2 separate regions of the Homo sapiens genome follow, and region 2 is linked to region 1. Evidence: read pairs that join two places in POLR2A ChIA-PET (ENCODE). Cell type or tissue: MCF 10A. All regions are shown on one strand. Each heading gives the region's core, and the rest is flanking DNA. Links, peaks and the distances in the headings are about the cores only.

Region 1 (11,776 bases), core at 2,906-7,905:
TTTACAGAGAGAGATATTAATGTTTAGAAAGGTTAAAAAAATTGCCTAAGCTCACAAAACTAATTATAAGTGAGGAACCAGGGATTCCAACCCAACTTGTCAGCCAACAGGGTTCACAGTCTTGAATACCATGCAAACTCTTCCAATTTGCTAAATAATTCCAGAATCATTTTTTGTAACATGTAAAGCAAATAATATTACTCTTCTACTCTGAAAACTTCAACAGCTTTTTATATCTACAGGAGATTATTCAAAATATATTTTCCCTAGAGTAGCATTTTGGAGCCCCCTCTGCCCTCCCGTCTTTCTTACCGTACCTTTTTCCACCTGTTCTTCTCCTGGCTTACACTTTATGTGCCAAGCTGCTCACATGTAAATATGATGGGCTACTGCACTTCTCCTGCTTTGCTCAAACTGCTGTCTCTGCCTAGAGAACCCTCTCTCTTGTTCTTCTTGGGAGATACCTATTCACTAGCATTTGGTTCACAGCCATCTCCTCCTAAAGACTTTTATAAACTTTCCCCCAACTTCCTTCCTTCGGCCGCTATTTTACCTTGTGCTGACTTTTGTAATGGTGACTAGAACACATCATTGTATTTCTTGGCCATAAATCTGTCTAAACGCCTCTTTAAGGCAGGCCCCATGCCTTATTTATTTCTGTATCCTTAGTGCTTATCAAAAATACATAGTAGGTGTTTGATCATAGCAACAATAAAGAGCTATCATTTTTTGAGCATCTGCTGTGTGCCCAGTTTGCATATGTTCTTTAATCATGTGTGTATATGTCCATGTGTCTCTTTGTATATGCATGTATATGTATATGTATATGTGTATATGTACGTGCATGGTAGGTTTTATTACGTACGCCCTTGAAGACACAGAAGCTACTGTAGCTTGATTGTTGCTCAGAGAGGTTATATAAGTTGTCTAAAGACATGAAGCAAGAAAATGACAAAGCCAGAATTTGAACTCAAGTTTGACTGACTTCAACAAGAAAGGAAGGAAAGAAGGTAGAAGGAAGAGGTGTATAATCTCAAATGAATGATATGAATTGATAGAAATACTGTATATCAAATGGACTCCTTAAATTGCCCAATCAAAACATGAACAGCATATTTTGCAGATGTAGATAGCAGGAATGGAGGATCTGTCTTGGAGGCTTAACTGGTAGTACCCTTTTTGTGGGAAAATTCAAAACAAACATGCCTGTTGCCCCAAAACCATTTGCATAATCACACTGCCAAGAAGAAAGTAAAAAGGACAAGACAGAAGCCCTTTAAAAGCATTGTCTTTTCTCTGCAACTGTCATCCTCTCTCAACAAATAACAAGGGAAAAACCTTCATAGCAAATTATAACTAGAAAAGGAGTTCCCTAACCATTTAAAAAAAGTGAAAACTTGCCTTCAACTTTGTAAAGAGTCCCTCCTCAAGTTAGTCCAATTTAAATGTGTCATCTGTTTCCTGCAAGTGTCCTGACTGTTACAGATAAAAGCATATAATTCCCAGATGAAAAAATCTAAATGGACAAAAAAATATGAAGATGTAAATGCACATTAAAACAATCAGTGGGAGAGCATGTCATGCCTATTAAATTGGGAGAAATTTCCAAGCTTAACAAGAATTTGGGGAGAAGGGAAGTTGGCAACTCTTGTTGAGAGTATTAGTTGGTACATCTACTTTGAAGAGAAATTTGGCAATACATAGTAAAGTTGAAGGTGTTTCTCCACTGAATCTTAGAAGTTCCACCTTTAGTACATGCTTTAGGGAAATCTTTGCACAGGTGCAAAAGGAGACACGCACAAAATGTTCATGGCAGCGTCATTTGCTATTATTAAAAATGGAAATAACCAACAGTTCCATAATTAAACAAATAATAGGATATTTATATTATGAACTTTTGTTTAATACTTGAATGCATTAGAGCTACAACACAGTATCAGTATGGAGGTCTCAAAATTATAAATTTAAGGGCAAAAAGCAAGTAGCAGACTCATATAAACAGTCTGAAATTATTTATGATAGGAAACAACACTATTTTGCTAATGGCTACATCTGTAAGTAGTTAGTTCATGATACTATAGACAGAACTCATATTCACCAATCTCCAGGTAGTAGTTCTCTCTAAGTAGGGGATAGATCACTATATTGTTTTGGTTTTTTTTTTTTAATTTGAAACAAATAAAACAAAAGGTTAATATTTGTTCCTTTGGGATGATAAGTACCCGGAATGTTGTTATATGAATATCTGTTATGTTCAATATTTTTGAACAAATTTCAAAATAAAAAAATGATCATAAAAAACCTAATCCATGAGCCCAGCCCTGTAGGAAATGTTATCTGGACATGTGTGTTCATAGCTGTAAAACAGGATCATAGCATGCATAACGAATGCATGCCAGAGGAGCTCAGGCATCCCACACTCACTGATGAGAACAGTGGAGTCAGCCCTTGGATGATTTGTCTAGCCACACATGTAGTTAAGGAACAAACCACCACAAGAGGTGGCTGGGCTGCTAGTTAGTGACAGAGCAGCAGCCTAGGTCTTCAATGTTCTTCTGTGATCCTGGGCCCCTCCTCAAAATCAAAACCAGGTGAAGGAAAAGCACTTAGAGCTTGTTTACTGAGTGTTCCTGGTGTTACTCTCTTTTCCTTTTATGATGGCCTCATGCTAAATGGTATACATTACTGTTTATTTATTGCTTTGTAACATTTATAGCAAAAAAAAGGGGGGGGGAGAAATAAGTTGACATAAAACCATCATTCCTGTCCCTAAAAGAGAAAAAATTGTTATTTTGTAGAAAGAAATTCTGAACTGAATGACAAATCCCAATCTCCAAATCACCTTATCCTTTGTGACTCTTCCCAGCTGATTGTGGAGGACAAATGATTTGTAAAGCTATTGGGTCACTAACAGACACTTTTCATGACTTCTCTCACACACTGTTAATTTCACGCACAAAATGTGAGGGCCTCTGATTCAGGACAACATTCAGTTTCCTCCACCACACACCTGACCAAGCCAGCCAGAGACTGCCCCAGATTGCCCGACAGCAGTGACCGGCTCCCCGGCCTCCTGGCCATTCTGCTCTGTTGTCCCCTCAGCCTGTGCTGCTTCAGGCCAGGTGGTGTTTGGTTTCTCCCACCCACTTCTGTTCTTATCTCTTCATCACCAACCACAAAATGGGATTCTGTCCCAAACTGTAAGTGGAATGGGGAACTCAAGAGCCGACGGTGGGCAGTCACTGCCTCATCTGAGAGCAGCCTGGAAGGCCAACTAGGAAGGTTCCGCATCTCTGCCATGGACGACGCCCGTGCTACGGGTCATGCTGTGTCTTGGAAGAAAGCCAAGAAGAGGCAAGGCCTCCTGGGTTAAAAGGCCTCCTGGGTTAAAAGGTGTTTAAAGAGGAATGTCAAACCCTGGTGTGATCAGGGCTGATGACACCTTGAGGAGCTGCTGAAAGATGGGGGGAGCAGGGCCATGAGTCAGGAAGGTCTACCCATTTTGAAGCAGGACACCAGTCAGGGGCTGGAATATTGGGTACAAGCCTATTCCCTCAGAGGATGACAGTGAATAGCTATGTCACATGCCAAGATGGCTTACATTAACAGCATAATTAAACCCCAAGAAGGAAAACAAAATGCAGTTCAGGAAACCAAGGCAGAAGAGGCTCAGGTGTATGGCCTGGGACATGGCTTGGGAAGGGCAGGTGATTGCACAGTGATGGCTGTGAGATGCCAAGAGTTCATCCCTGGCATGTGGACTCTGGGCTCAGGGAAGCCAGACTAATTCTAGACCCCAACATGTAGGTACTGAGCCAACTGATATTTGTCCACCTGGGTCAGGAATTGCTCCAAGACTAGGCAGGGCTGAGCTTCCAGGGTGAGGATTCTCAGGACTGCAGCCTGAGCGGCTGGGGAAGGCAAGTACTGACCATCAGGAATCTTCAAAGCTTGGGGAACCTGGGTTTCCTTCCCAGAATTGGGAAATAAATTTATTCTACAGTGGAGGTCGAACCAAGTATGCCTATTCTAAAATTAAAAAATAAAGACCCCAAACACCTTCCACTATAAGAGGTAGAAAAGATAGTTTCCTTTGTTGATAATTTTATGTTGGAGCTATGAAACTGCTATTTTTATACATAAAAAATTCACCCAATATTGGCAATTTCACAGGATTCCATCTTAGTAAATGTCCTACAAGCCTTGGACAATGTGAACTCTTTCCGTGGGAAATGCAGTGACCATTTCAAATCGTTGGGTAGTGAACTTTCCTGGTGGCTTTGTTTCCTCTACTGTAAAATGTGTAAAATCCACACTGATCATCCTTCAGCAGAATTGCTTCAAAACATAATAATGAAAATAATAATCAGTCACTGAAAGAGAACATGAGGTCATGCTAGAGAATGTGAGGTTATTGTCATGCTAACTTTATGCATTGAATATTATAATAACACTCTTCTGTATGTCATCACAATTAAGACTAGTGTTTATGAAAACAAGCCATCAATGTCATGTCTTTCCACTCTTTTCCCCAATTCATTACTACTTCTTGGCATCCAGGTGCCCTCCCTCTGGGTGCAGGCCAATCATTTTGGAACAGAGGTTACTCAGAACCAGGCTTGTCTCTAGTGGCCTCCTGGGTGTCTTGTGTCTAGTGATCCTTGGCACCCTGCAGCCTTAGCTCACCTTCTGTATCACAAAGACAGGGGTATCAAAGGGCAAAGGGGGAAAGTCTAAAAGGAAGCTCTTAGAACTTTCGCTGGGTGCGGTGGCTCACATCTGTAATCGCAACACTTTGGGAGGCAGAGGTGGGCAGAGCACTTGAGGTCAGGAGTTCGAGACCAGCCGCCTGGCCAACAGAGTGAAACCCTGTCTCTACTAAAAATGCAAAAATTAGCCAGGCATGGTGGTGCATACCTGTAATCCCAGCTACTCGGGAGGCTGAGGCAGGAGAATCGCTTGAACCCAGGAGGCAGAGGTTGCAGTGAGCCGAGATCGTGCCACCGTACTCCAGCCTGTGCAACAGAGTGAGACGCTGTCTCAAAAAAAAAAAAAAGAAAAAGAAAAAAAAGAAAGCAAAAGAAAAAAAAAAAAGAACTTTCCAGGCCAGAAAAGAATCTCCCTTCTAGGCAGGAACAAACCCCTGTCATCACCCACTGTGTTCCCTGCTTACGCACACCCTGGGACACAGGAAAGGCATGTTAAAGCCAGTGGCCCTGCGTGGATTGTTCCTCTTATTTGTTTACATAACCCATGACAGATGCCAAGTCAAGCAGTGGAGGAAGAGCAGGCAGCACAGAGTGTCACTCAGATGAGCCCTTCCCTGCCCTTGCCTTTTCCACTTTCCATGAGGAGGCCAGCAGACACTTTGGGGCTGCTGTAAACCTTCAGTTAAATGGCAGCTCAGTGACAATGACAGCAAAGCTGCATTCCCCCATGGCAGACACGCCATGTGGGCACTTCCTCAGGTCTGCTGGGAAAATCGGAGCGTCATGTGCAGACCCTGCTGGAGGCACAGCAGGAAGTGACCAGGCACAGGCTGGGCAGTCCTTCTTCCGCCCCTGAGTCACTGCCACATGCATGAGAAGGGAACTCAGTGCAGGCTAGACAGAAAAGGTGGAGGCTCAGGCAAGAGGATCAGGAAGACATTTAGATAAAGAGGATGACGAAGTTAACACAACACCCACAACCCCACGCACACAGAGATTTACACTCACACACGCACTTGGCATCTGTCCTCAGTGAAGAGCAATTAAAGACACACCCCCTCAGATTCAAACAAGCAAGCATTAAACGGATTGCAATTATTCTGGAACAAACATAATTCCAATTTGTGTTCCCAGTATCTATGCAGCAAACCCGAATTTCCTAAACTAGCACCAACTTCCTTTTACTACACCCACACCTACTTTCCTATTTCAATACGGTCCCCAAGATACATGGAATTTGGAAATATATCAATCCCATTCTTTTCTCCTTGCATTGACTTTTTCCATTCCTCCCAATCTTCCAGAAAATATTTGGCCTCTCTCTCTAAATCTATTCCTGGATTCATGCAATAAGTATTTTTTGAGTATAGTGAGTAGCTGTTACATGCCAGGCACTGTACTAAGTGATAGGAACACAGCAATATGCAGAAGACACCAGAGCCCTGTTCCCACAGAGTCTGTTATCTTAATGCAAATTCCTATTTCTTTTCTTTTTTTTTTTTCTTTTTGAGATGGAGTTTCACTCTTGTTGCCCAGGTTGGAGTGCAGTAGCATGATCTCAGCTCACTGAAACCTATGCCTCCTGGGTTCAAGCCATTCTTCTGCGTCAGCCTCCTGAGTAGCTAGGATTACAGGTGCCTGCCACCACGCCCAGCTAATTTTTTGTATTTTTAGTAGAGATGGGGTTTCACCATGTTGGCCAGGCTGGTCTCGAACTCCTAACCTCAGGTGATCCACCGGCCTTGGCCTCCCAAAGTGCCGGGATTACAAGCATGAGCCACCGCGTCCAGCCGCAAATTCCTATTTCGAGTATGTCCTCTTCCATCTCTTAACTCATGGCAAAATTGCCCATACCAATATTTGGCAATTAATACTCTGCTTTATTTTTGTTCATTGTTCTATTGTATTGTTATTTAACACTTTATAGGTATCTACATGGTCTTATTAAATGAACTCTACAAGATCTATGAGGACAAAGACCTCATTTAAATTTTTCTTTGTATTTAATAGCTGTCTTGGGGAGCATGGTGAAAATGAAAATATGTAACAAGATAATAAGAAAGAATGGAGGTCTTATCATTCCTTATTTCACTAGCCAAGGCCTAACCCAGGATTTCTCAACCTCAATACTATTGATATTTTGGACCTAATAATTCTGTGTTGAGAGGGCCTGTCCTATGTATCATAGGATGTTCAGCAAAGTGCCCTCGGCCTCTTTCTATTAGATGCCAGAAACACTCTTTTCCCATCTGTCACAACTAAAAATGTCTCCAAACATTGCCAAACATCCTCAAGAGTTGAACAGGAACAACACTAACCACTGGCTCACAATATATCTGATATGTCTTGAGCTTCCTTTCTTGTTTCTATGTCATTAAATTCATACACACATGTGATATTGACATTGAAACAAACACAAATTTAATTTTATGTGTGACATATTTTCCCAAGGCATTAAAAAGTGATTGAGTAAGCTCAGTACACTAAAATGCAGCCCCTAGGGCCTAAGAGTGAGGAAGACAGATCCCAAGGGTCATAATTTGCTCCCCAAATCTATTTTGTGTCTTTGGAGAATTTCTTTAATATTCCAACAGCTGTAAGTCTATAAAGCCCTCAAGACAATCTCCTGGGATAGTTAGTGCCTGCTTATTTAACTAGGGCTAGCTGGAATTCATGGTCAAATTGCCATCATCCACATCCTTCCTGCAGTTTATAGTTCTAAATTCCCATCCCATGTGACTGCAGTAGTGCAGCCTCCTCCTTGCATGATACTAGTAGACTAGAACCAGGAAGTCAAAGGGAATGTCACCTTTTCCTTTTGTGTGAGTGTGCTAGAGGGGCAATGTCAGCTCATGCTAAGGTTGAAAATTCTTCCTTTGAAAGATGGCCTGTCAAATGTGCCTTAGGAATCACTTATTATTTTTTTTTTTTCTTGAAACAGTCTTGCTCTGTGGCCCAGACCAGAGTGCATTGGTACCATCTTGGCTCACTGCAACCTCTGCCTCCCATGTTCAAGCAATTCTCTTGCCTCAGCCTCCCAAGTAGCTGGGATTACAGGCATGCATCACCACACCTGGCAATTTTTGTATACTTGTATTTTTAGTAGAGATGACGTTTCACCATCTTGGCCAGGCTAGTCTTGAGCTCCTGGCCTCAAGTGATCCTCCACCCTCGGCCTCCCAAAGTACTGGGATTACAGACGTGAGCCACCACACCTGGACAAGAATCACTCTTAAATAAGATATAAAATTGCAGAACATATTTGTCCCTGGCATTCACCATTTAACAAAAATGTTATTAAATATTCTTATAGATTTTTTAAAAAGCTTCCTTCTGGATTTTTTTAAAAATAAGAATGAAGTCACAATTAATTGGAACCTAGAGACATACACTTACAGGTTTGTTAGGACACTCCTGGGTGGGTTTCATGAGGAAGCAGAAGGAGGACTGGGGAATTGTGAAGCCTGCTTGATCGTAAGGTCTCTGAAGGCAGGGAGCGATCAAACCCTTCCACTCTCAGTACCTCCAGCACTTGGTACAGTGGTGGGCTTTTACATATAATATTCAGTTCAATAAATGTTTGTTGATTAAATAACTTCAATAAAACATATCTTATTTCTTTTTGGTCCTAGTTTGAGATGCGATTTGATATAAATAAATGTATATTATAAAATATTATACTTTATATTTTAACATACAGTATATTTACATTATAGAAAATAAATTTATTATAAAAATGTGAATAAATTATTTTTTATATTTAATTATATAATTTAATATAAATGGAAAACAAAATCTACACTGTGTGTTACTATGTGCCAAGCATTCTACTGGGTTCTTTCACATATGTTTCATTTCATTTACTTTAGATTTCTGTGTATATTCCCTCTTAGATCCTGAAGATACATGATAAACCAAAAAATTAGTGATTATTTATAAAGCATCTATTCTTTAATTTATTCATTTTTCTTATTCATTTGGCAATTAAATACTTGGTGAACAGCTACTCTCTATAAGCCCCTTATTGAGACCTGGAGAGAGATAAAGAAAATAAGATAAAGCCCTTACCCACAAGAAGATTCTGGTCTACAGCGAAAAACAAAAATCTAAACAGATAATTATAGTGCAATGTGGTAAGCAATAAGGATATTTATAGGCATTATAGATCCCCGGAGCAAGGCCCCCTAAATGAGTCAGGAAGAGAAGAGAAGATGCCAGAACAGGTTGCTGGTGGAAGAGACAACTGAAATGAGTCATTCATAGGCAATGAAAACTAACCAAATAAAGGGAATGAGAGAGAGGTGAGTGTATGGAGTCAAGCTGATGTAACTACTAAAAACAGGCTGGGCGTGGTGGCTCACGCCTGTAATCCCAGCACTTTGGGAGGCCAAGGCAGGCGGATCACGAGGTCAAGAGATCGAGACCATCCTGGCCAACAGAGTGAAACTCCATCTCTACTAAAAAATACAAAAATTAGCTGGGCATGGTGGTGCACGCCTGTAGTCCCAGCTACTCGGGAGGCTGAGGCAGGAGAATCGCAGAGAATGCAGTGAGCTGAGATTGTGCCACTGCACTCCAGCCTGGCGACAGAGTGAGACACCATCTCAAAAAAAAAAAAAAAAAAAAAAAAAAAAAAACAAAGGCATGTACTCAAAAAATACATACAGGAAATTGCAGAAGTCTGGAACTTCTGAGGCACTGGGTATCAGTCAGGACCTGATTAAAAGTGAGGATGGGGAAGTAAAGCTAAGGACCAGGCCATGGGGGTGTCGGGGCTTTATCTTGTGAGTGGAGAACCATGGAAGGGATGGAAGCAGAGGCACAATGTGCCCAGTTTTGGTTTTTGATGGTTCACTGTGGTTGCAGTGTGGCTGGGAGGGCTCAGGCCCACCTAGGGTTTGGTGGGTGTGGAGGCGGTGATAAGAGTCAGTTAGGAGATGAGAAAGGCTATAACAGAACAGCTTTGGTAAGGCTGGAGAGGAGAGAGTTGAGTCGGAATATATTTGACATTAGGATATTAATCTAGGCTGTAAAGGCCCACGCAATGGCTTCTGAGAATCCATGAGTCCTCTGACACTGAAGCAATGAAGCATGTGTGTGTTTTTCAGTAGAAGGGACCATCACTTCAACAGACTTTCAAGATTTACAATTTATGAGCATATTCTGGAGCATGATTTTACCTTATATACAAAGCTCCTAATTCTAGTTTCAAAATAGGATCATCATTCTGACTAGCCACTGATATCTGCTAGTAGCTAGTGGTTAAGATTCAGGTAATTGCAGAAATTTAATTTTAATTTTGCCAAGGAAGATAATCCTGTTTAGTAACATAGCAGACAGCTGAATAACTGGGGGTCAGGTGTAGTGAACAGAATAGTTATCACCACTCTTTGGGTTTTTTTCTTCCATGTTTATAATGGGATATATCATCTTCCTCAGAGAAAAAAACATCTGGCCATGCATGGTGACTCACGCCTGTAATCCCAGTACTTTGGGAAGCCAAGGCAGGAGGATGGCTTGAGACCAGGAGTTCAAAACCATCCTGGGCAACATAGCAAGATCCCTGTCTCTATAAAAAAAAAATAGATTGAAAAATTAGCTGGGTATGGTGGCACACACCTGTAATCTCAGCTACTTGGGAGGCTGAGGCAGGAGGATCACCTGAGCCCAGGAGTTGGAGGTTGTGGTGAGCTACGATTGTACCACTATACTCCAGCCTGAGTGACAAAGAGATACCTTGTCTTGAAATAAAGGGAGAAAGAGTGAGAGAAAGAAAGGAAATAAAGAGAAGGAAGGAAGGAAGGAAGGAACAAAGAAAGAAGAAAGAAAGAAAGAGAGAGAGAGAGAGAGAGAAAGAGAGAGAGAGAGAGAAAGAAAGAAAGAAAGAAAGAAAGAAAGAAAGAAAGAAAGAAAGAAAGAAAGAAAGAAAGAAAGAAGAAGGAAGGAAGGAAAGGAGGGAGGGAGGAAGGAAGGAAGGATGGAAGGAAAGGAGGGAGGGAGGGAGGAAGGAAGGAAGGAAGGAAGGAGACATAAATAAATGAAGAAAAGAAAGAAAGGAAGGAAAGAAAGAGAGAGAAAGATCTGGTCATGGGTGCTGTTAACCTCATCTGCTTTGTCAGGACGTTACTTCATCTTTGTTCTCACTGTTTTTCATACAGATACACCATCTTCAGTGGGAAATGGTCATCTAATTGTGGTGTTGAGTTCTTTCAGTGAGTTCTAGTCAGCTGGCAGAGTTAGTTGTGGCCCAGTTTATCAGGTCTCCCTTTTATGATCTTCATCATGGTAGATCATGAGAGACAGACAAAAGCAGTGAGGTGTTTGGAAAGGAGCTTTGGGAAGAATATCAAGGCATAACTTTTCACTAATCTGGACAAGAATAATCTAAGGATTCTAATTTCTGCTCCAAGGAGAGCGCATATATTGTTCCTTCCATCTCTTTCCACGCTTTCCCTGAAAGTGTTCTTTACCCAGTTACACTAACGAATGTGTAACCTTGTGGTAATGCACCCAGATCAATACAGAAGCAGCCCCATAGAATTAGGTCACTCTAATGGAGATGGCCCACCCACTTGTGAAAAAACATGCTGCTAATTGAGTCAGAGCCACAGAGCAGTCTTCGGTTTCCATGTGGAGGGGAGAAGAGTCGCAGTGCAAACGGCGATCCCGTCCAACATGTTCATGAGCAAGGTGATACATTCACACCTCCCTTTTCTCTGTTTTTTTGTGAGAAATCTATGCACCGGAGGGAAGTGTACTTGCACAAAAATCCAGGATGGAAAATAAACTAAAGGGTTTTTTACTAACCATTCCACATGTAGTCTCTTGTAGACTCTTGTCCATCACAGGCAGGAATTTTATTTGTGTTTGTTATTGATGACCACTTTTGGCACTTTTGGCGAGACTTTTGGCAGAGGGTACGATGAGGAGAGAAACACTGGTTTGGTTTAGAAAGTAACTTTATGGTCATACCTTCTTTATACCTACTATCTGCATTATGTAGTCTTTCTCTAAATGTTTGTTCAGGTTATTCAGTACTTGGTTTTCCCATTGACATCATCTGCAAA
Region 2 (11,776 bases), core at 3,291-8,290, 60 kb after region 1:
ATTTCAAATCACAATGTCTCCTCTCCTACCACCTCTCATTCTTCCCCTCTGCTCTATTTTTTTCCCCACAGAACTTATTACCATCTATTTTATAATTTTTCTTATATTGTCTGTCTTCCCACATTATAGCGTAGGCTCCATTAGGACAGAAGTTTCATCTTGTTTGTTCATTGTTTTATCCCCAGTGCCTAAAACAATGGTAAGCAATCAATACATCAATACATATTTGTTGAAGCAATGGAAAAGCCATTCTGCCCCAATGCGTTAATAATTTCTAGAATTCTAATGGGAACAGCCTAGACTCAATTCATTCCCCCAAACACAGTTGTGTAACCCAAAGGAGTAACACAAATGAAGGGATATCAGACCACATAGAATGAGCCCATAGCACCAAACAGCCTAGTAAAGAGATATGTTAGGGTGGCTGGGCTCTTGTGGTACCCCTCAAATTATACTGCATTGTTGACTGCTATGTGAGCATGTAAGCCACATGCTCAATATGAGTCACAAGAGTGGTATGGCTGCCAAAAAAAATAAATACAATTGTTGACTACATTAATGGTGATATGTTTCAATGGGTATCATACTTCCATTGTTTTCTGGTCTAGTCATACCACATTGGGAGTGCTGTGTTCAACTTTGGGAGTTATTTTTCAAGAGGAATATTGTTCAGGAAAATCAAAGAGAATATCCATGATATATGAAAATAAAACAATTGAGTGACCAAAGGTACTCGGGGATTACATTACACTTAAGGATGGTCTAAAAAGGTACACCATCCTGCCACCACTCTCCTCCTCTGTCCGTGGAAGACATTAATAATCAATCATTATTCTCTTCCTGTAGTGTTTGGCCAGCTCATAGCCCTCCAGGCAACCACTATGCACTCTATTGGATTGGACAACTAAGATGAAATTTATTAGTTATTCCAGCTTTAAGGCAGGTATAATTTTCTCATTAAAATATTTTGATGTGGCCAGGCACAGTAGCTCACACCTGTAATACCAGCACTTTGGGAAGCCGAGGTGGGCAGATCATTTGAGGCCAGGGGTTCAAGAGCAGCCTGGCCAATATGGCAAAACCCTGTCTCCACTAAAACTACAAAAATTTTCTGGGCGTGGTGGTGGGCACCCGTAATCTCAGCTACTCAGGAGGCTGAGGCAGGAAAATCACTTTAACCTGGGAGGCAGAGGTTGCAGTGAGCCGAGATGGCACCACTGCACTCCAGCCTGGGCAACAAAGCAAGACTCTGTCTCAAAACTAAATAAATAAATAAATACATAAATAAGAAATATTTGAATCCATATGCTATGGGAAAAAAAAACTAAACAAACTAGTCCCATCTGGTTCTAGAGCGTAAAACTAGAACCTCTGAGTAGTAAAAATTCAGGATCAAGAAGAATATTCTAATGGTAATAACTGTCCAAAGTGAGGTATTGAAAGGTAGGAAGTCTGGAAGACCACCTGCCAAGGAATAGTGGATGAAATCTCCTATCTTAGGTGGGAGATTGGACTGGATAACCTCTAAACTTCATCCAGCCCTAAAATTCTTCAGATCTTTTCCTACTTGGCTCTGCTAGGCAGGGCCAGGGTGTTTTCCTACTTGGATCTGCTAGGCAGGGGAGGTGGCTGGCAAAGAAAGTCTGCAAAGCAAAACCATTCACCTTTAAATTTCAGTTATCTCACTGAAGAAGATAACAGAAAAACAGAATAAAAGAGATGATGGATTCAGCACAAAGAGATAAAGTGATTATATCTAAGTTGAATAACAATAGAAACAAAAATCTTTTTGTTAGCTTTTGGATACTCTCGTCTCCCATTTATCTTAGTTCTTCCTTATTCTCACATTCTTTAACCTCGTGCCCTAATCTTTTTGGTGAGAAGCCAATTAACTCTGTAAAAACTCTGGCAGCTGGTGCCAGAAGCGTGGCTCACTGTGTTCCAAGACTTGGTAATTCCTTCCCTAATGACATAGTAGAAACACTGTCGCCACAGTTAAGAGCAGGCTAGAGACAATTACTATATTTAAGCTGTGCTTTGCAGGTTATCATACCCACATCTGCAAGCTATTCCCTTTGTAAGGCATTTGGCATCATTTGCCACAGAAAACTCATTGCAAAGGGCCAGCAAGCAACTACAGGAGGACCAAGGACTGAGACTTATTCCATATGGCTAGCAAGAGAGAGACGTATAACTTTCTTTCAGCAACTCCAAACCCACTCCTGCTTCCTGGAGCCAGGCTCCTCTTATCAAAACAGGAAATCTACAAAGAGGGGTCCACAGAAGGGCTGGTGAGGAACAAATGCTCTAGCAGCCACCCACCCACTGGTCTGTGAAGGGACAGAGACCAATCCAGCAAGCTGGGCAGCTGGAAGGTTACTTGCTGAACAATCTCCCTGAAAGCACAGGACTCCTGCACAGGATGGCATTATCTAAAAGAAATCACAGGACTTGCTGGGTCCTTCTGAATACTGAACTGCTAACATTCATGTCATGGAGCAATTCATGGCCTGGAGTTCACAGCTGCTCTGGGCCTTGGCCCCTTCATCTTTAAAATGGGGATATCAGTGCTTAAACTTCACTGCTCTGGGGGGAATGGAAAGATTAAAGTAATAGATGTGAAAGCACTTTCAAAAGCATTTTAAGAATTATCCAAATGTCAGTATTGTTCTTATGAGTATTAGTATTATTTTGAGCCTGTAATGATAATTACCTATAAGATTTCATATAGTGATGATTATCCTAAACCCAAGATGAAATCAAGGCCAGTGTCACTCTAATGCTTTTGCATAGGACCTTTGACTGAGTTCATCTTTTCTGAGTTCATACCTTTCTATGTTTTTCTAGAATTTTCAGTCCTTCAGTTGGTTAATTCTTTCAGTCATCACCCAAATATTGAATCAGTTATCTTTTGAAAGAGTGTGTCAGTTATTCAGGACAGGTGCTTAGGCAAAGGCCTCTTACATAGAAAAATCGCACTTCTATCTGCTGACCACCAGGACTCCCACTTAAAATTTCACCCCATCTTACCCCTTGTCTCACCTCATCCCCATCCTCCTTTCCCAGTAAGTTAGACCTAATTAAATGTACCCATGTTTTGTCACTCCTACCAAACAGATGAGTCTGCAAGATACATAGATACCTCCATTTTTCAATTGACTATTCTAGTAGCTTATTGAAAAAATATGTCTTTGTTTTCATTTGCATCCATCTGCACAAATTTTAATTTTACCCCAGAGGTAGATAGAATAAGATAAAAAGTTAAACTATTTAACAAGTACTCAGAGACAAACAGGGAGCCAGTACGTAGGACAGGGAAAAGAAGTGAGAAAGCAGGATTGAACCACTGGTTAAAAGGATGTTTATAGATATCATTTAGTATAACATTGATGCCGCCAATTACCATGTGTGTATTGGCTAAATCTGTGTCAAGGGAACTGTTTTCAGATATTTTCCAGGATTTCCCAAATAAAATAAATTAACTATTCTAGAACATAATTGGTTTTATGCCTGTGAGATATAATCTTGCAATATTTATTGAATGTTAGGCTCTTTACTTTTTATGTTCACTATAGTCATGGAATTGTAAGAAACACCAAATAAAATTGAGCACTAACACATTTCCTAAAGTAGTTTAACAACCAAGAAATGACAAATTTCTGCATTATCTTCAGACACTTAGGCTAACCCTACTTTCATTTTATAGGACCAAATAGAATATATAATTCTAATTTGTGTTGCGTTGAATGTATTATAAGAACATATATATACTAATGTATTTTATTATAAAAAATTGGAAGAGAAAAAAATGAGTCAGACACAGCAAGTAGACAAATTTACAACATCTCATCCATCACTTTAAACCTCCTTATTTTGCTTCCTATTACAAGCATGGTTGGTGTGGGACTTGATATGACAATGTAAGGTTATGACAAATGTATCTTCATATATGTATCTCACATTGATTATTCTAAATATTAAATAAATCACACAGCATTAACAAAGAAAGGACAAAACCTTTGAAGATACAGAATGAGACACATATGTATAAAAGAACTATGATTCCAGCAATCAGTCACTAAATATTTAGTTTCTTTTTCCTGGTTTTTTTCCACCCCTTCCAATCCCTCATTCAACTCTGCTCAGGATCTTAAAACTTACAGTAACTCTATAAATAGCTAGTCCCTAGGTCCATAGAAGTCCATAAAGGTGGTGATAAAGACTCATACACTATTTTCAGTATTTCAAAAATTCTAACAGACAGTATCTATTTGCTATAGATCTGAGTGGTAGTTATAGATGTTTTCTGTAAATAAAATATTTGAAACAAATAATTAACAAGTTCTCGTAAATGTTTCTAGGTAAATCTGTGAAAACATAGGATCCGTGTACATGGAAAATACTCCTAAAAAGAAAATACTCCTAAAGCACTCCTGCATTGGTGATGAAAGCTTTGGAAACCTCTGAAGTAGCAACTTCTTGAGAGTAAATTGTGGAGGAGATAAGAGACAAGAATTATTGCGGGCTGCTTTGACCTTTTGATACAAGGAATTCCTATCTTCCTGAGAGGGCTATTCATGTACTTCCTTAATTCTTTCTCACTCTCATCCAGGAGCAAACTCATTGGCAATAGCTATATAAATAAAATTATAATCTGCATATGGATACTCATGTACATTTTCAGAGGTAATCTAAAAAATGTGAAAATGAAAATGATCGTATCTTGTCTGATATAAAACATGAGCCCTTGGCATGTGGTGTGTAGAACATGCAGAAAATCTTGGAAATAAACTGTTACTGAAGTATGGCTCCTGAAGAGGAGTTCCTTTAAAAGAATCAGTTAAAAATTATGCATTCCTTATCATTTTTGAAGAATCCAGGGTTTTCTTTATAAAGGAAAGGATAGCATGCCATGGTACATGAGGGAAAAGTAAGAGTCAGGCCCTAAAAGAAAATCAAAGAAGCCACCAGTTCCGACTTCTAACTGGAGTCTAGGCTGGTTTCCTTGATCAACAATGAGTATCTATTCCTGATGTTAAAAGCCTATGTTTGTTTTATTCATTCATGTATTTATTCCTTTATCTATTCACTTATTTTTCTATTTATATAATATTCAGCAAATATTTTTGAGCACCAATCATGTACCAATATAAGTTGCAGAACTATAAAGATGAATATATTATGATCCATACCACCAAAGAGCTTACAGTATAACAAAGAATGCGGTAAAATAAGTATCACTGAACAAGTGTCTATTGAACACCTGCTAGGCACCAATGTTCTAGGTGCTAGGACACAGCAGATCAGAGCAGACACTAATCCCAGCTCTTGCACAGCTTATTTTGTAGTGCAAAGCTTGCTATGATAAAGATATAGCCACGCTGCTACAGGAGTAAGAGGTTGCGCTAACTAATCCAGATTTGGAGTCTGGAACTAGAGTAGATTCAAATTTGTAATATCAATTCCTCCTAAGGCACAACAATCCCTCCCTCCTACTCCAGCCACAGCATAAAGCCTCAACCTGTTGAGATATCATTGGACACTTTTAGAAAAGTAAGTTATAGTGAATAAAAAATAGGTGTTATACATTTACAACATGTTTTGAAGTCTTTGATAAGGTTAGGTCCAGGAATCACTGTCTGCAGCTGTTATCTCAACACAAACTATTTAATCCATCCAACTGAATGTGACCTTTCCACAACTTTTTAGAAATCTAGAAATATGAAAATGTATTTGTTCTCACCATTCTTATCTTCCTGGAGGACAGAGTTGGTCTCAGCTGTATTATCAGGCTTCAGTTTCCCATAAAACAAGGGGTATTGGGAGGATCATGGTTGTGATTCTTCCAAGGTCATACTTCTTGAGTTTTTCATAGATTATGCATAATCTAACATGATATTGTTTATATGTCCAAAAATTTATATTTACACTTTTATATAGGTATGCATGTAAATTAATTCAATATTTGAGAGCTACACATATCATATCATTAGCAGTGATTGGTTCTAGAGTGTAGAAATAAAATGGGAAAATGAAGTAGAGTATTTTAATTTTTAAATGATTACATAGTTATATGTTATTTGTATGATTTTTAAATGACTTTATTAAGGTATAATTGACATAGAAAAAGCTGTATATATAATATGTGTACAACTTGATAAGTTTGGAGATAAATATATGCCCATGAAACCATGATCACAATCTGTGCCATAACCTATCCATCATTTTCAGAAGTTTCCTTCCACTTTCTTAGTTTTTATCATTGTTGTGATAAAAACACTTAACATAAAGTATACCTTCTTTAACAATTTTATGTATAAAATACCATATTGTTGGCTGGGCACAGTGGCTCACACCTGTAATCTCAGCACTTTGGGAGTCCAAGGTGGGAGGATAGCTTGAATCCAGGAGTTTGAGACCAGCCTGGACAATATAGCAAGACTCCATCTCTATTTATAATATATTAAATATGTAAAAAAATAAGAATGCAGTATTGTTAACTATGCTGTACTGTAGATCTCTATGACCAAGCTCACCTACAAATAACCCTTTTTTTAAATAATGTAACAAAATAATCCTAATTCCTTCCTCTCATCCCTTGTATCATTGCTTCACTTATTTTAGTTATATATACACATACATATGCATATATGCACACAGAAGATATACATAAGCATACAGAATCACATGCATTGTTGCTGTTATTATTATTTTGAACAGGTATCTGTTAGATCAATTAAAGGTAAGAAAAATAAAGTTTTTATTTATTTATTTATTCATTCACTCATATATTTATTTATTTATTGAGATGGAGCTTCGCTCTTCTTGCCCAGGTTGGAGTGCAGTGGCGCGATCTCAGCTCACCACAACCTCCACCTCCCAGGTTCAAGCGATTCTCCTGCCTCAGCCTCCCGAGTAGCTGGGACTCCAGGCATGCACCACCACACCGGGATAATTTTGTATTTTCAGTAGAGACAGGGTTTCTCTATGTTGGTCGGGCTGGTCTCCAACTCCCAACCTCAGGTGATCCACCTGCCTCGGCCTCCCAAATAAAGTTTTTATTTTACCTTCAACTATATCTTCTTCAATGCTCTTCCTTTTTTTGTGTAGATCCAAGTTGCAGACTTATATTATATTCCTTCTCTCTGAAGAATTTCTTTTAACATTTCTTGCAAGGCACGTTTACCGGGAACAAATTCCCTCAACAAATTCCCGTTTTGTACGAGAAATTTTGTTTTGTTTGGTTTTTTCACTTTTGAAGGACAGTTTTGCAGGGTGCAGAATTCTAGGTTGAGTTTTTTGTTTGCTTGTTTGTTTTTCTTTATGCTTTAAACATTTTACTCCACTCTCTTCTTGCACATCTGTTTTCTGAGCTGTCAGATGTAATTCTTTGCTTCCCCATAGGTCAGGGGATTTTTTTCCTCTGGCTTCTTTCAACCTTTACCTTGATTTAAGAATAATATACCTAGTGTCATTCTTCGGTTTTGTTTTTTGTTTTATCCTTTTGTGGGTATTTTTTGAACATTTATCTTGCTTGGTATTCTATGAGCTTCCTAGATTTGTGATTTGGTGTCTGACACTAATTTGGGGAAATTCTCAGTCATTATTGTTCCAAACATTCCTTCTATTGCTTTCTTCCCTTCTCTCTTCTGGTATTTCCTTCTCTCTTCTGGCAAATCCTCCTGGTACTTCCATTATGCATATGTCGCAACTTCTGTAGCAGTTCCATAGTTCTAGAATATTCTGTTCTGTTTCTTCTTAGTCTTTGTTCTTTCTGCTTTTCAGGAGGTTTCCATTGAAACATCCTTAAGCTCAGAGATTCTTTCCTTAGCCATGTCCAGGCATTCTTCATTTTATTACAGTGTTTTTTTGTTTGCTTGTTTGTTTTGTTTGTTTTGTTTTTGAGACAGAGTTTGCTCTTGTCACCAGGCTGGAGTGCAATGGCATGATCTCGGTTCACTGCAACCTCCACCTCCCGGGTTCAAGCAATTCTCCCTCTTCAGCCTCCCAAGTAGCTGGGATTACAGGCACCTGCCACCACACCCGGCTAATTTTTGTACTTTTAGTAGAGACAGGATTTTGCCATATTGGCCAGGCTGGACTCAAACTCCTAACCTCAGGTGATCCACCGCCTCCCAAAGTGCTGAGATTACAGACATGAGCCACTGCACCTGGCCATTACAGTTCTTTTTATCTCTAGTATTTATTGTTGGTTCTTTCTTCGGATTTACCTCTTTGCTTACATTGATGATATAGTTCAAATGTTGGTAGCTGCCAAAATTCATCTATTGTTACTTAGTACTCAGTGTGATAGTATTAAGAGCCTTTTGGCAAGTAACTAAGTAATGAGGACTGCACCCTCATGAGTAGATTAGTGCCCTTATAAAAGAGGCTAGAGGAACCTAGCAAGACAGGCCAACATTCAAATTCAGGAAATACAGAGAACACCACAAAGATACTCCTTGAGAAGACCAACCCCAAGACACATAATTGTCAGATTCACCAAGTTTGAAATGAAGGAAAAAATGGTAAGGCAGCCAGAGAGAAAGGTTGGGTTACCCACAAAGGGAAGCCCATCAGACTAACAGCAGATCTCTCCACAGAAACTCTACAAGCCAGAAGAGACTGGGGGCCAAGAGACAATGTTCTTAAAGAAAAGAATTTTCAATCCAGAATTTCATATCCAGCCAAACTAAGCCTCATAAGTGAAGGAGAAATAAAATGCTTTACAGACAAGCAAATGCTGAAAGACTTTGTCACCACCAGGCCTGCATTACAAGAGCTCCTGAAGGAAGCACTAAACATGGAAAGGAACAACTGGTACCAGCCACTGCAAAAACATGCCAAGTTGTAAAGACCATGGATGCTAGGAAGAAACTGCATCAACTAACGAGCAAAATAACCAGCTAACATCATAATGACAGGATCAAATTCGTACCTAACAATATTAACCTTAAATGTAAATGGGCTAAATCCTCCAATTAAAAGACACAGACTGGCAAACTGGATAAAGAGTCAAGACCCATCAGTGTGCTGTATTCAGGAGACCCATCTCATGTGCAGAGACACACATAGACTCAAAATAAAGGGAGGTAAGAAGATCTACCAAGCAAATGGAAAACAAAAAAAAGCAGGGGTTGCAATCCTAGTTTCTGATAAAACAGACTTTAAACCAACAAAGATCAAAAGAGACAAAGAAGGCCATTACATAATGGTAAAGGGATCAATTCAAAAAGAAGAGCTAACTATCTTAAATATATATGCACCCAATACAGGGGCACTCACATTCATAAAGCAAATCCTTAGAGACCTACAAAGAGACTTAGACTCACACACAATAATAATGGGAGACTTTAACACCCCACTGTCAACATTAGACAGATCAACGAGACAGAAAGTTAACAAGGATATCCAGGAATTGACTCAGCTCTGCACCAAGCAGAATTAATAGACATCTACAGAACTCTCCACCCCAAATCAACAGAATATACATTCTTCTCAGCACCACATCACACTTATTCCAAAATTGACCACATAGTTGGAAGTAAAGCACTCCTCAGCAAATGTAAAAAAACAGAAATTATAACAAACTGTCTCTCAGACCACAGTGCAATCAAACTATAACTCAGGATTAAGAAATTCACTCAAAATCACTAAACTGCATGGAAACTGAACAACCTGCTCGTGAATGACTACTGGGTACATAATGAAATGAAGACAGAAATAAAGATCTTCTTTGAGATCTTTGAGAAACCAATGAGAACAAAGACACAATATAGCAGAATCTCTGGGGCACATTTAAAGCAGTATGTAGAGGGAAATTTATAGCACTAAATGTCCATAAGAGAAAGCAGGAAAGATCTAAAATCAATACCCTAACATCACAATTAAAGGAACTAGAAAAGCAAGAGCAAATACATTCGAAAGCTAGCAGAAGGCAAGAAATAACTAAGAGCAGAGCAGAACTGAGGAAGATAGAGACACAAAAAAACCTTCAAAAAAATCAATGAATCCAGGAGCTGGTTTTTTGAAAAGAGCAACAAAATTGATAGAACACTAGCAAGACTAATAAAGAAGAAAAGAGAGAAGAATCAAATAGATGCAATAAAAATGATAAAGGGGATACCACCACCGATCCCACAGAAAAACAAACTACCATCAGAAAATACTATAAACAACTCTATGCAAATAAACTAGAAAATCTAGAAGAAATGGATAAATTCCTCGACACATACACCCTCCCAAGACTAAACCAGGAAGAAGTTGAATCCCTGAATAAACCAATAATAGGCTCTGAAATTGAGGCAATAATCAATAGCCTACCAACCAGAAAAAGTCCAGGACCAGATGGATTCACAGCTGAATTCTACCAGAGATACAAAGAGGAGCTGGTACCATTCCTTCTGAAACTATTCTAATCAATAGAAAAAGAGGGAATCCTCCCTAACTCATTTTATGAGGCCAGCATCATCCTGATACCAAAGCCTGGCAGAGATACAACAACAACAAAAAAGAGAATTTTAGACCAATATCCCTGATGAACATCGATGCAAAAATCCTCAATAAAATACTGGCAAACTGAATCCAGCAGCACATCAAAAAGCTTATCCACCACGATCAAGCTGGCTTCATCCCTGGGATGCAAGGTTGGTTCAATGTATGAAATCAATAAACGTAGTCCATCATATAAACAGAACCAAAGACAAAAACCACATGATTATCTCAATAGATGCAGAAAAGGCCTTTGACAAAATTCAACAGCCCTTCATGCTAAAAACTCTCAATAAACTAGGTATTGATGGGATGTATCTCAAAATAATAAGAATTATTCATGGCAAACCCACAGCCAATATCATACTGAATGGGAAAAAACTGGAAGCATTCCCTTTGAAAACTGGCACAAGACAGGGATGCCCTCTCTCACCACTCCTATTCAACATAGTGTTGGAAGTTCTGGCCAGGGCAATCAGGCAGAAAAAAGAAATAAAAGGTATTCAATTAGGAAAAGAAGAAGTCAAATTGTCCCTGTTTGCAGATGACATGATTGTATATTTGGAAAACCCCATCGTCTCAGCCCAAAATCTCCTGATATTGCAACTGATAAGCAACTTCAGCAAAGTCTCAGGATACAAAATCAATGTGCAAAAATCACAAGCATTCTTATACACCAATAACAGACAAACAGAGAGCCAAATGAGGAGTGAACTCCCATTCACAGTTGCTACAAAGAGAATAAAATACTTAGGAATCCAACTTACAAGGGATGTGAAGGACCTCTTCAAGGAGAACTACAAACTACTGCTCAATGAAATAAAAGAGGACACAAACAAATGGAAGAACATTCCACGCTCATGGATAGGAAGAATCAATATCGTGAAAATGGCCATACTGCCCAACGTAATTTATAGATTCAATGCCATACCCATCGAGCTACCAATGACTTTCTTCACAGAATTGGAAAAAACTACTTTAAAGTTCATATGGAACCAAAAAAGGGCCCGCATTGCCAAGACAATCCTAAGCAAAAAGAACAAAGCTGGAGGCATCATGCTACCTGACTTCAAACTATACTACAAGGCTACAGTAACCAAAACAGCATGGTACTGGTACCAAAACAGAGATATAGACCAATGGAACAGAACAGAGCCCTCAGAAATAATACCACACATCTACAACCATCTGATCTTTGACAAACCTGAGAAAAACAAGCAATGGGGAAAGGATTTCCTATTTAATAAATGGTGCTGGGAAAACTGGCTAGCCATATGTAGAAAGC

The links. Peaks named below come from ENCODE experiments on the same cell type or tissue, not always from the same donor. Only the 100,000 strongest peaks of a DNase experiment are listed, where the experiment ranks them.
Region 2: POLR2A ChIA-PET joins it to region 1 with 7 read pairs; 3 of 35 experiments call an interaction of 5 or more read pairs at or near these places.

What each region holds. Positions count from the first base shown.
Region 1 is chr5:67,993,580-68,005,355 of GRCh38, forward strand. No RefSeq gene overlaps it. Among named protein-coding and RNA genes, the nearest start is that of LINC02219, 190 kb to the right of the region's middle. In MCF 10A, for the core only: no CTCF peak of the experiment used is centred there; DNase peaks (open chromatin) are centred at 5,252 and 5,552.
Region 2 is chr5:68,052,872-68,064,647 of GRCh38, forward strand. No RefSeq gene overlaps it. Among named protein-coding and RNA genes, the nearest start is that of LINC02219, 130 kb to the right of the region's middle. In MCF 10A, for the core only: no CTCF peak of the experiment used is centred there; no DNase peak of the experiment used is centred there.